Regions from separate parts of the Homo sapiens genome. Here region 1 is linked to region 2. A link is an interaction called in ENCODE POLR2A ChIA-PET data of the cell type or tissue named here. Cell type or tissue: CD4-positive, alpha-beta T cell. All regions are shown on one strand.

Region 1 (5,000 bases), 98 kb after region 2:
TTAGGAGGCCAGGGCAGGAGGATCACCTGAGGTCGGGAGTTCCAGACCAGCCTGACCAACATGGAAAAACCCTGTCTCTACTAAAAATACAAAATTAGCTGGGCGTGGTGGCGCATGCCTGTAGTCCCAGCTACTCGGGAGGCTGAGGCAGGAGAATCACTTGAATCCAGGAGGCTGAGGTTGCGGTGAGCCAAGATTGCGCCATTGCACTCCACCCTGGGCAATAAGAGCCAAACTCTGCCTCAAAAAGAGAAAAAAAAAAAAAAAGGGTGATGTGGCCAGTCACGGTGGCTCATGCCTATAATCCCAGCACTTTGGGAAGCCGAGGTGGTTGGGTCACCTGAGGTCAGGAGTTTGAGACCAGCCTGGCCAACATGGTGAAACCCCATCTCTACTAAAAATACAAAAATTAGCCAGGCGTGGTGGTGCGTGCCTGTAATCCCAGCTACTTGGGAGGCTGAGGCAGCAGAATCGCTTGAACCCAGGAGGTGGAGGTTGCAGTGAGCCAAGATTGCGCCATTGTATTCCAGCCCGGATGACAGAGCAAGACTCCGTCTCAAAAAAAAAAAAAAGAAAAAAGAAAATGGGTGATGGAGCTTTCTAGTCAAAATACTGATGCAGGAAATCTCCACTGGGCTGGACTGAAGAAAGTGTAAAGGACATCAGACGTTCCTCTCAATGTGACTTAAGAGGACAGAATTGTGGAGTATTTTCAAATAGCCTTGGGATGCCCTTCTAAACCTCAGGGGTGACCGACCACCCACCCTTATCCCCCAAGATTCACTCGCTGGGCCGTGCCTCCCAGACAGCTTCTCATCTTGGAAACAGTCTCAGAGTCCCTTTTGTGTTTGGAAGTAGAAACCTGGTGCCCACAGGCCTGACAGCGCCTGGCACTGAACGATGCGGCCCAGCCTCCTCTGACCAGTATCTCGGGGAGAATCAGGACTGGCCCAGTTGAGCCAGCTTAAGTGCCTGATTTTCTCTCTTCCATGTGGGCAGCCTGGCTAGCAGACCTATGGGAGGAGCCGCACATTTGTAATGCTGAGTCACTTCCTTTGAAGCGGGTCCCTGGGAAGAAGACGCAAGAGGACCCCCTGCCGACAGCCAGGCACCCTTCGTCACCCTCTGACCTGCTCCTCAGTCCCGTCTTTCAAAAACGCTTTGACGAAGAGCAAAGGGACTTTCATATGAAAGAGGGGTGTCTGCGCACGTCCATGCAGGATTTTACGTAGATTGACTATTTAAACATTGCTGCAGATTTAAAAACACAGTCAGGCATAGACCCAGCAGCCTGGTGCTTCATGCAGGTTCCACTACAAGAGACCTTAGCGTCTCTCAAGTGTTGAGTACTTTGCCCGTCCTGAATGCCTTCGGGAACTCTGAAAAGCGCATTATCACCGGTGGCTTATGTACATTCTTTCTTAACCCCCTCCTACAATTTTAAACAAGAGCCTTTTCCAAACAGCTGCGCAGGCGGCCAGCGTTCCTTATCTCTGTGTGGGCAGGCTGCTGCTTTACATTGTTTTTGTTTTTGTTTTTGTTTTGTTTTGTTTTTAACTGAGTCCCACAGTTAGCAACTTGATAGTTGCTGCCTCATCAGTTTAGAAATTGAAAGGTGACCTGGATAAGTAATGCTCAGCTTTGTAAAAGGTGGCAGTTTCTTCAAGCCAGATGAACCCTGGATACTGTTCACAGCACACTGGTGTTGACCCTGACGCTTGCGGCTGGCTTTGTTTGCACTTGGTCGTCTCCAGTAGAAAAACCGAGGCTCACGGTTTTAAGCCCAGAACTGATCGTGAAGCCGGTCCATTAAGCTCTGGGTGGATAATGCACGCTCTCTGCGACTCCCGCCTGCCGGAGCAGGGGTGGAATTGCTCCTTCCGTTGTCAGATCTTCTAGGCAGTGGCAGGGAATCATCTTGAAAATGTCTGCATAGGTGGTTGCCGTGCTATTTCAGTCTTCCAGTGTGTCATTTGAGAGGTGGCAGATCCCACCTGGGTGCCACAGCAGTTGCCCTGGCAGACAGGAAGTAGCCGTGTCTGTCTGGAGCCTGCGTGGGAGATGGCATCAGCGGCACTTGTCTGGGGATATTTATATCTCTTCTGTTCTCACACACAGTAGAAAGACAACTGACGGCTGGGCACAATGGCTCTCGCCTGTAATCCCAGCAGTTTGGGAGGCTGAGGCAGGTGGATCACCTGAGGTCAGGAGTTCGAGACCAGCCTGGCCAACGTGGTGAAACCCCGTCTCTACTAAAAATGCAAAAAATTGGCCAGGCGCGGTGGCTCACGCCTGTAATCCCAGCACTTTGGGAGGTCAAGGCAGGCGGATTACGAGGTCAGGAGATCGAGACCATCCTGGCTAACACAGTGAAACCCCGTCTCTACTAAAAATATAAAAAATTAGCCGGGCGTGGTGGCGGGCGCCTGTAGTCCCAGCTACTCGGGAGGCTGAGGCAGGAGAATGGTGTGAACCCAGGAGGCGGAGCTTGCAGTGAGCTGAGATCGTGTCCCTGCACTCCAGCCTGGGCGACAGAGTGAGACTCCCTCTCAAAAAAAAAAAATAAATAAAAAATGCAAAAAATTAGCCGGGCGTGGTGGTGGGCGCTCGTAATCCCAGCTACTCAGGAGGCTGAGACAGGAGAATTGCTTGAACCCAGGAGGCTGAGGTTGCGGTGAGCTGAGATCCTGCCATTGCACTCCAGCCTGGGTGACAGCGAGACTCCCTCTCAAAAAATAAAATAAAATAAAATAAAGAAATAGAAAGACAAGTGACTTCCAAATAAGCCAAAGTCTCAGTTCCTAAGTGTCCTGATAAAAGCATCGAAACTGCTCTCTGGGGCCCAGGTTTGAGAGTTACGGTCCAGTTACTTAGACACACAGACACGCACCTTCCCTGGGTGTTGGCGTCTTCTTGAGTCTCCTCCTGCACCTCACACCCGCTCCTCCTCCTGTTGCAGGTGTACCTTCCGGTTTCCCAGCACGGCCATCAAGATCCAGTTCACGTCGCTCTATCACAAAGAAGAGGCCCCAGCCTCCCCGCTGCGGCCACTGTACCCCCAGATCTCCCCTCTGAAGATCCACATCCCGGAGCCGGACCTCCGGAGCATGGTCAGCCCCGTCCCCTCCCCGACGGGCACCATCAGGTGAGTAGCCCCCCAGCCTGCCCTTGGGCCCCCAGGAGAGAGGGGGATGATGCGAGCGTGCCTGTCGTACGCAGCACCGGGTTCCAAATCTCTCTGGAAAGTTGCACGTGCATGGAAATACAGAAAGTGTTGTACGTCCATCCGGGACCTGGCTGAAATTTCCGTGAATTCTCTTACAAAGGGAAAAATCACTGCCTGATCATCACTTTTCCCACTGGAAATTTTACATATTAGAGCTTGTTAAAGCAAGCACAGGTTTTTTTGTTGTTTTTTGTTTTTTTTTAAAGGGCGTTGAAAATGTTTTTTTTTTGTTTGTTTGTTTTGAGATGGAGTTTCGCTCTGTCACCCAGGCTAGAGAGCAGTGGCGCGATCTCGGCTCACTGCAACCTCCACCTCCCGGGTTCAAGGGATTCTCTTGCCTCAGCCTCCCGAGTAGCTGGGATGACAGGCGCCTGCTACCACGCCTGGCTAAATTTTTTGTATTTTTAGTAGAGACGGGGTTTCACGATGTTGGCCATGCTGGTCTCGAACTCCCAACCTCAAATGATCCACCCGCCTTGGCCTCCCAAAGTGCTGGGATTACAGGCGTGAGCCACCGCGCACGGCTGAAAATGTTTTAAAGTAATATTTGTCCACCAGGATTTGGTGAACTTTGTTTCTTTAAGCTTCATTTGTGAAAATTCTCTATGACCTTTTAGAAATTAATCTAGATTTTGAAGAAAGTCCTCAAACTTCCTCATCTCTGGCATGTTATACAATGATGAGCCCCTGAGTAGGGGTTGCAGGTGAAAAGTATAAACAGAGCTCTGTGTAGGGAGTGCCGGTGAGCCCTAGACTGAGTCACACACGAACCTCAGGCGACAGCCTGGATGCATGGCACACAGCCCTGGCCCTGGTCCTGTCATACAGGGATGCAAAAACAGACGTGTACTTGAGGCTGGAGGGTTCATACATTCTTTAATGATTTACCTCTTCATTGCGGACATTTCTAAACGTGGCTGGCTTTTCTCTCCCAACCGCACGTCTGTGGCTCTGCAGATGCGTGGCTGCGCGTGGTTTGGTGCCGGAGCTGTGGCTCCTCCGCAGCACCAGCAGTTTCTGCGTCGCTCGCGCGTCACCAGCAAAGGTCACCCCAGTGGAAAAAGCAGATCACATCTTAGGGCTGTTGTGAACATGGTGTTGACCTCACATATACCCTGAAAGGGGCTCAGGGCCCTCGGGGACATCTGTGAAGCACGCTCTGGGCATGCTGATCTGTTGGAGCGAGCGCTGTGGCAATCCCAGGCTGGTCACGTCAGTCCCTCCCTGCTGATCTGCGCACTCTGCTGAACCCCGGCCGCACCTTGGCTTGCTTTTTTCTTTTTTTCCTCTTGCAGCTGTAGGAGAAGAAAGGGCTTTTGTTTGTATTTCAGAGACAGCGTCTCACTCTGTCGTCCAGGCTAGAGTGCAGTGGCGCAATCATAGCTCGCTGCAGCCTCCAACTCCTGGGCTCAAGCGGTCTCCCCACCTCAGCCTCCCAAGTTGCTGGGACCACAGGCATGCACCACCACACCCACTTAATTTTCTTATCTTTTGTAGAGACAGGGTCTTGCTATGTTGCCCAGGCTGGTCTGAAACCCCTGGGCTCAAGAGATCCTCCCTCCTCCACCTCCCAAAGTGCTGAGGTTACAGGTGTGAGCCAACACACCCAGCCCGTACATGGCCTGCACCTTTTCAGGGTCCACAGTTAGAACTACACACTGGCTTCTCTTGGAACACAGCCATCAGGGGCACAGCTCCTCTACCCTGCTTTGCCGACAAGTTACCAGTGACCTACAAGTTACAAGGTGGGAATCATCTCCATTTGAGTTGCTTG
Region 2 (5,000 bases):
TGGCGCGATCTCGGCTCACTGCAACCTCCGCCTCTCGGGTTCACGCCATTCTCCTGCCTCAGCCTCCCGAGTAGCTGGGACTACAGGCACCTGCCACCACGCCCAGCTAATTTTTGTATTTTTAGTAGAAACGAGGTTTCATCATGTTGCCCAGGCTGGTCTCGAACTCCTGACCTCAGGTGATCCACCCTCCTTGGCCTCCCAAAGTGCTGGGATTACAGGCGTGAGCCACCGCACCCGGCCAAGCTTAACCATTTTCAAGCGTGCAGTTCAGGGGCATTAAGCACATCCACACTGTTGTGTGATCACCACCACCCATCTCCAGAACTCTTTCATCTTCCCAAACTCAAACTCTGTCCCTATCAAACACTCACACCCCTCTCCCTCAGCCCGCAGCCTCTGGTAAGCACCATTCTACTTTCTGTACCTATGAATCTGATGGCTCTAGGAACCCCATATAAGCAGAATCATGCGTGGTCTGTCCTTCTGTGTCTGGCTTATTTCACTCAGCACCATGTCCTCAAGGTTCATCCATGTTGAAGTGTGTGTCAGAATCTCCTTCCTTTTTAAAATTGTGATCATGCCTGTAATCCCAGCACTTTGGGAGGCCAAAGCAGGTGGATCACCTGAAGTCAGGAGTTCAAGACCAGCCTGGCCAAGATGGTGAAACCCTGTCTCTACTAAAAATACCAAAATTAGCCTCGCGTGGCCTGTAATCCAGCTCCTTGGGACGCTGAGACATGGGAATCGCTTGAACCCAGGGGGCAGAGGTTGCAGTGAGCTGAGATCAGGCCACTGCACTTCAGCCTGGGCAACACAGCGAAACTCTGTCTCAAAAAATAATAATAATAAAATAAAGTTGTGATAAAATATACAAAACATTAGGGTAGTGGGGGGGACTAGGAAAAGGGGATGGTTGCTGGGTACAAAAATATAGTTAGATACATAAGTAAGATCTAGAATTTTCTAGCACAGCAGGGTGACCACAGTCAGCACTAATTTGCTGTACATTTTAGAATAACCAAGAGAGTGCAATTGGAATGTTCATCACACAGAAATGATGAATGCTGGGGGTGATGGAAACCCCATTTACCCTAATGTAATTATAATACAAAGATCTCATGTGTCCCATAAATCTATACACCTACTATGTACCCATAAAAATTAACAATTAAAAATTTTTAAATTAAAAATATAGGTCAGGCAAGGTGGCTCACATCTGTAATCCCAAAACTTTGGGAGGCTAAGGTGAGAAGATCGCTTAAGCCCAGGTGTTCAAGACCAGCCTGGGCAACATAGCAAGACCTAATCTCTGCCAAAAATAGAAAAAAACATAGCCAGGCACGGTGGCTTACGCCTATAATCCCAGCACTTTGGGAGGCCGAGGCAGGCAGATCACCTGAGGTCAGAAGTTCGAGATTAGCCTGGCCAACATGGTGAAACCCCGTCTCTACTAAAAATACAAAAAAATTAGCTGGGCGTGTTAGTGCACGCCTGTAATCCTAGCTCCTCAGGAGGCTGAGGCAGGAGAATCGCTTGAACCCGTGAGGCAGAGGCTGCAGTCAGCCGAGATCGTACCACTGCACTCCAGCCTGGGCAACAAAGCAAGACTGCGTCTCAAAAAAGAAAAAAAAAATTAGCTGGGTGTGGTGATGCCTGCCTGTGGTCTCAGCTATTTGGGAGGCTGAGGTAGGAGGAACGCCTGAGTCCGGGAGGTGGAGACTGCAGTGAGCTGTAATGCCACCATTGCACTCCAGCCTGGGCAACAGAACAAGACCCTGTCTGAAAAATAAAAGTAAAAATTTTAAATTAGAGATATATAGATATACACAACATAAACTGCACTCCACCCATTTTAAGGCTAAATCGTACTGCATGGTATGCTCCTCCCTAGGACTGATGTGTCTCGAGGGGGCCTCTTAGCTGCTGGGTGCAGCTGCCCAAGGGGGCACTGCGGGGCCCGATGCCGCCCTCCATCCAGGTCACCACTGCACCTCCACGACCACCCACAGAGGCCCCACTTTGCAGGCGAGAGCCCGGGCTCAGAGGCCAGTGGCCGGCCTGCGCAAGGACACGCAGCAGGTGAACCCTCCGCAAGGCGAGGAGCAGGGCTGGGAAGGGCGAGGGCGCCTCTCCGCGCCCCTCCCCTGCCCGGCCACAGAGCCCGGCCCCGCCCCGGGCCCTGCTCGCGGCCCGCCCTGCGCCGCCACTGCGCAAGCGCAGGAGGAGCAGCGTGGCGCAACCTTAAGGCGCATGCGCGGCCGGCGCAGACTTGCGGAAGGCTCCGTTCCCCTCGCGTGAATCCGCCGATCCGGGCTTTGGGGCCCGCCGGGAGCTCTGTTTATAAACACACGGCGCGGCTGCCGGCGAGGGGTAACCCTAAGGGGAGTGGGGTCGGAGGTCAGAGGTCAGCGGGCGCGGGGTCGCCGGCTGTGAGACCGGCCCCGCCACCCTCGGGGACTGCTGGCTGCGCAGCGTGGCCAGCCGGACCGCCCTACTGCGCACCGGGGCTGCCGGGGCGCCACGTGGTGCGCACGTGGTCCGGCCCCGGCGCGGCAGCTCCCCTCCCCCACCACGCGAGCCTGGCCGCAGCGCCCGCTGGCGGCGCGGCGTTGCACATTGCGCGTGCGCACAACTCGCCGCGAGGCGCCTTCCGGTGGCGCGGCGGGGTCGGTTGCCTCCTCGCGACGGCTGCGCCGGGATGTTCCGGGGCGGTGGGGTCGCCTGCCCAATGTCGGGTGCGCGAGTGACGGGTGGAAGCTGGATTTGTGCGCGTTCTTCAATGCTCCAAAGGGAGGAGGGAGCCTCCGAGAGTCCACGTGGGGCCGGTGGGATTCGCAGGGTCCGTTTTCTAAACATTGGGTGTCCTCGAACCTGGGGGCGCGGGCTGTGTCCGCCCCCAGCAGGGATGACCATGCCTGGGTCAGTGGCTGCATAAATAAATAAACGAATGGGGAGGAAATTGATAAAATATTAAAAGAGTGTTGTTTCAGAGTTTTTACTATGTCACCTCTTACAGATTTATGAGAGTTTGTTGTTTTTTGGAGAAGAGGGGTCTCCCTATGTTACCCAGGCTGGTCTCAAACTCCTGGGCTCAATCCATCCGTCCGCCTCAGCCTCCTGAAGTGCTAGGATTACAGGCGTGAGCCATGGTGCCCGGCCTGTTGATGAGATTCTACGTGAAATATATTGGGCGTTACCTAAGCACTCAGTCAGTGGTAGTTCTTATAGTTGTTGCTTAAAAACAGAAAGAAATGTCATACCGTGTTCTAAAAGGATTTGAGAAAGGTTTGCAAAGACTAAAAAGCAAGTGGCAGGGAAAAATAACATACGCAAACTTCCTCCTGACTTTTTCTGCCATTTTATAGCAAAGGCTCAGAATTGCATTGCCATTGTCGGTTGTTTCGGTAAAATTAGTGTTCCTCAAGTTATCTACTCCAGGGACATTTTTTTTTTCTTGAGACAGGGTCTTACTCTGTTGCCCAGGCTCGAGTGCAGTGGCACAGCCATGACTCACTGCAGCCTCAGCCTCCGGGGTCAAGTGATTCTCCTGCTTCAGTCTCCCGAGTAGCCGGGATTACAGGCGCGAGCCTCCATGCCCAGCTAATTTTTGTATTAATGTACTTTATAGGAGACAGGGTTTTGCCATGTTACCCAGGCTGGTTTCGAACTCCTGGCTTCAAGTAATCCTCCCACCTTAGCCTCCCAAAGTGCTGAGATTACAGGCATGAGTCACCACACCCAGCTCAGCAATATCCTTTATTATTTTATTTTTTATTTTTGTAGAAACGAGTCTCACTGTATTGCGCAGGCTGGTTTCAAACGCCTGGCCTCAAGCAATCCTCCCACCTCAGCCTCCCAAAGTGCTCGGATTACAGGTCTGAGCCACCGCTGCCAGCGCATCTTAAATACAGTCATGCATCGCTTGGGAAAGGGGATACCTTCTGAGAAATACATTGTTAGGCAATTTCATCCTTGTGTGAACATCATAGTGTGTAATTCCACAAACCTGGATGGTACAGCCTGTTGCTCTTAAGCTACAAACCTTTAACAGCATGTTAATGTGCTGAATACTATGAGCAATTGTAACACAATGGTAAGTATTTACGTATCTAAACGTAGAAAAGAGAAGGTAGGCCGGGCGCGGTGGCTCACGCCTGTAATCCCAGCACTTTGGGAGGCCGAGGCTGGCGGATCACGAGGTCAGGAGATCGAGACCATCCTGGCTAACACGGTGAAACCCCCGTCTCTACTAAAAATACAAAAAAAATAGCCGGGCGTGGTGGCGGGCGCCTGTAGTCCCAGCTACTCGGGAGGCTGAGGCAGGAGAATGGCATGAACCCAGGAGGCGGAGCTTGCAGTGAGCTGAGATCACGCCACTGCACTCCAGCCTGGGCAACAGAGTGAGACTCCATCTCAAAAAAAAAAAACGTAAAGATATAGTATTATAATCTTACGGTATTATAATCTTAGAGGACCACTATCATATATGGCGTGGATGGTTGGCTTATTGCATGATTGTAAATACCTACTATGTGCCAGATACTGCTCTGGACTCTGAGGTGCCTGGGTAACCTCTATTTAGGTCAACGGAAAATCTAAACGTGGTTACATTATAAAGCAAAGCCAGGAAGTACATATCCTAATGGTCAGGCTGATGGTACATGTTTAACAATCGGCTTGGGAAGGACTGCATATATACACACACATTTATTATAAATGTTACTGGTATGAAGCGTGTGTATCGTATCAATTGCAAATAATGATAAAACACACAATGCTCTTTTTGTTTGTAAATTCCATAGTCAGTTGATTCTCAGAGAATGCTTTCCTTTAGCATTGCTGAACTCCCGTGTCCATAGCCAACCTGTGCTTGAAACTGAATTGTAATATGCAGGGTTGAGTTGCTACCCAACCCACCATTTTCCCAGTAAATAATGTTTGGTTTGGTGGGGTGGCTCATGCCTACAATCCCAGCACTTTGAGATTGTATGGGAAGC

The links. Peaks named below come from ENCODE experiments on the same cell type or tissue, not always from the same donor. Only the 100,000 strongest peaks of a DNase experiment are listed, where the experiment ranks them.
Region 1: POLR2A ChIA-PET joins it to region 2 with 11 read pairs; 25 of 35 experiments call an interaction of 5 or more read pairs at or near these places.

Annotation. Positions count from the first base shown.
Region 1 is chr7:4,737,879-4,742,878 of GRCh38, forward strand. It overlaps FOXK1 (forkhead box K1), which reads left to right. Exons shown (of 9, transcript NM_001037165.2): 2 at 2,960-3,145. Among named protein-coding and RNA genes, the nearest start is that of AP5Z1, 35 kb to the right of the region's middle. RefSeq lists enhancers at 468-1,667, 1,907-2,460, 2,461-3,015. In CD4-positive, alpha-beta T cell, no CTCF peak of the experiment used is centred here; DNase peaks (open chromatin) are centred at 1,103 and 2,003; H3K4me3 peaks cover 1,129 bases; H3K27ac peaks cover 770 bases.
Region 2 is chr7:4,639,591-4,644,590 of GRCh38, forward strand. No RefSeq gene overlaps it. Among named protein-coding and RNA genes, the nearest start is that of FOXK1, 40 kb to the right of the region's middle. RefSeq lists silencers at 2,030-2,229, 2,330-2,719. In CD4-positive, alpha-beta T cell, a CTCF peak has its summit at 2,734; DNase peaks (open chromatin) are centred at 2,261 and 2,611; H3K4me3 peaks cover 1,767 bases; H3K27ac peaks cover 857 bases.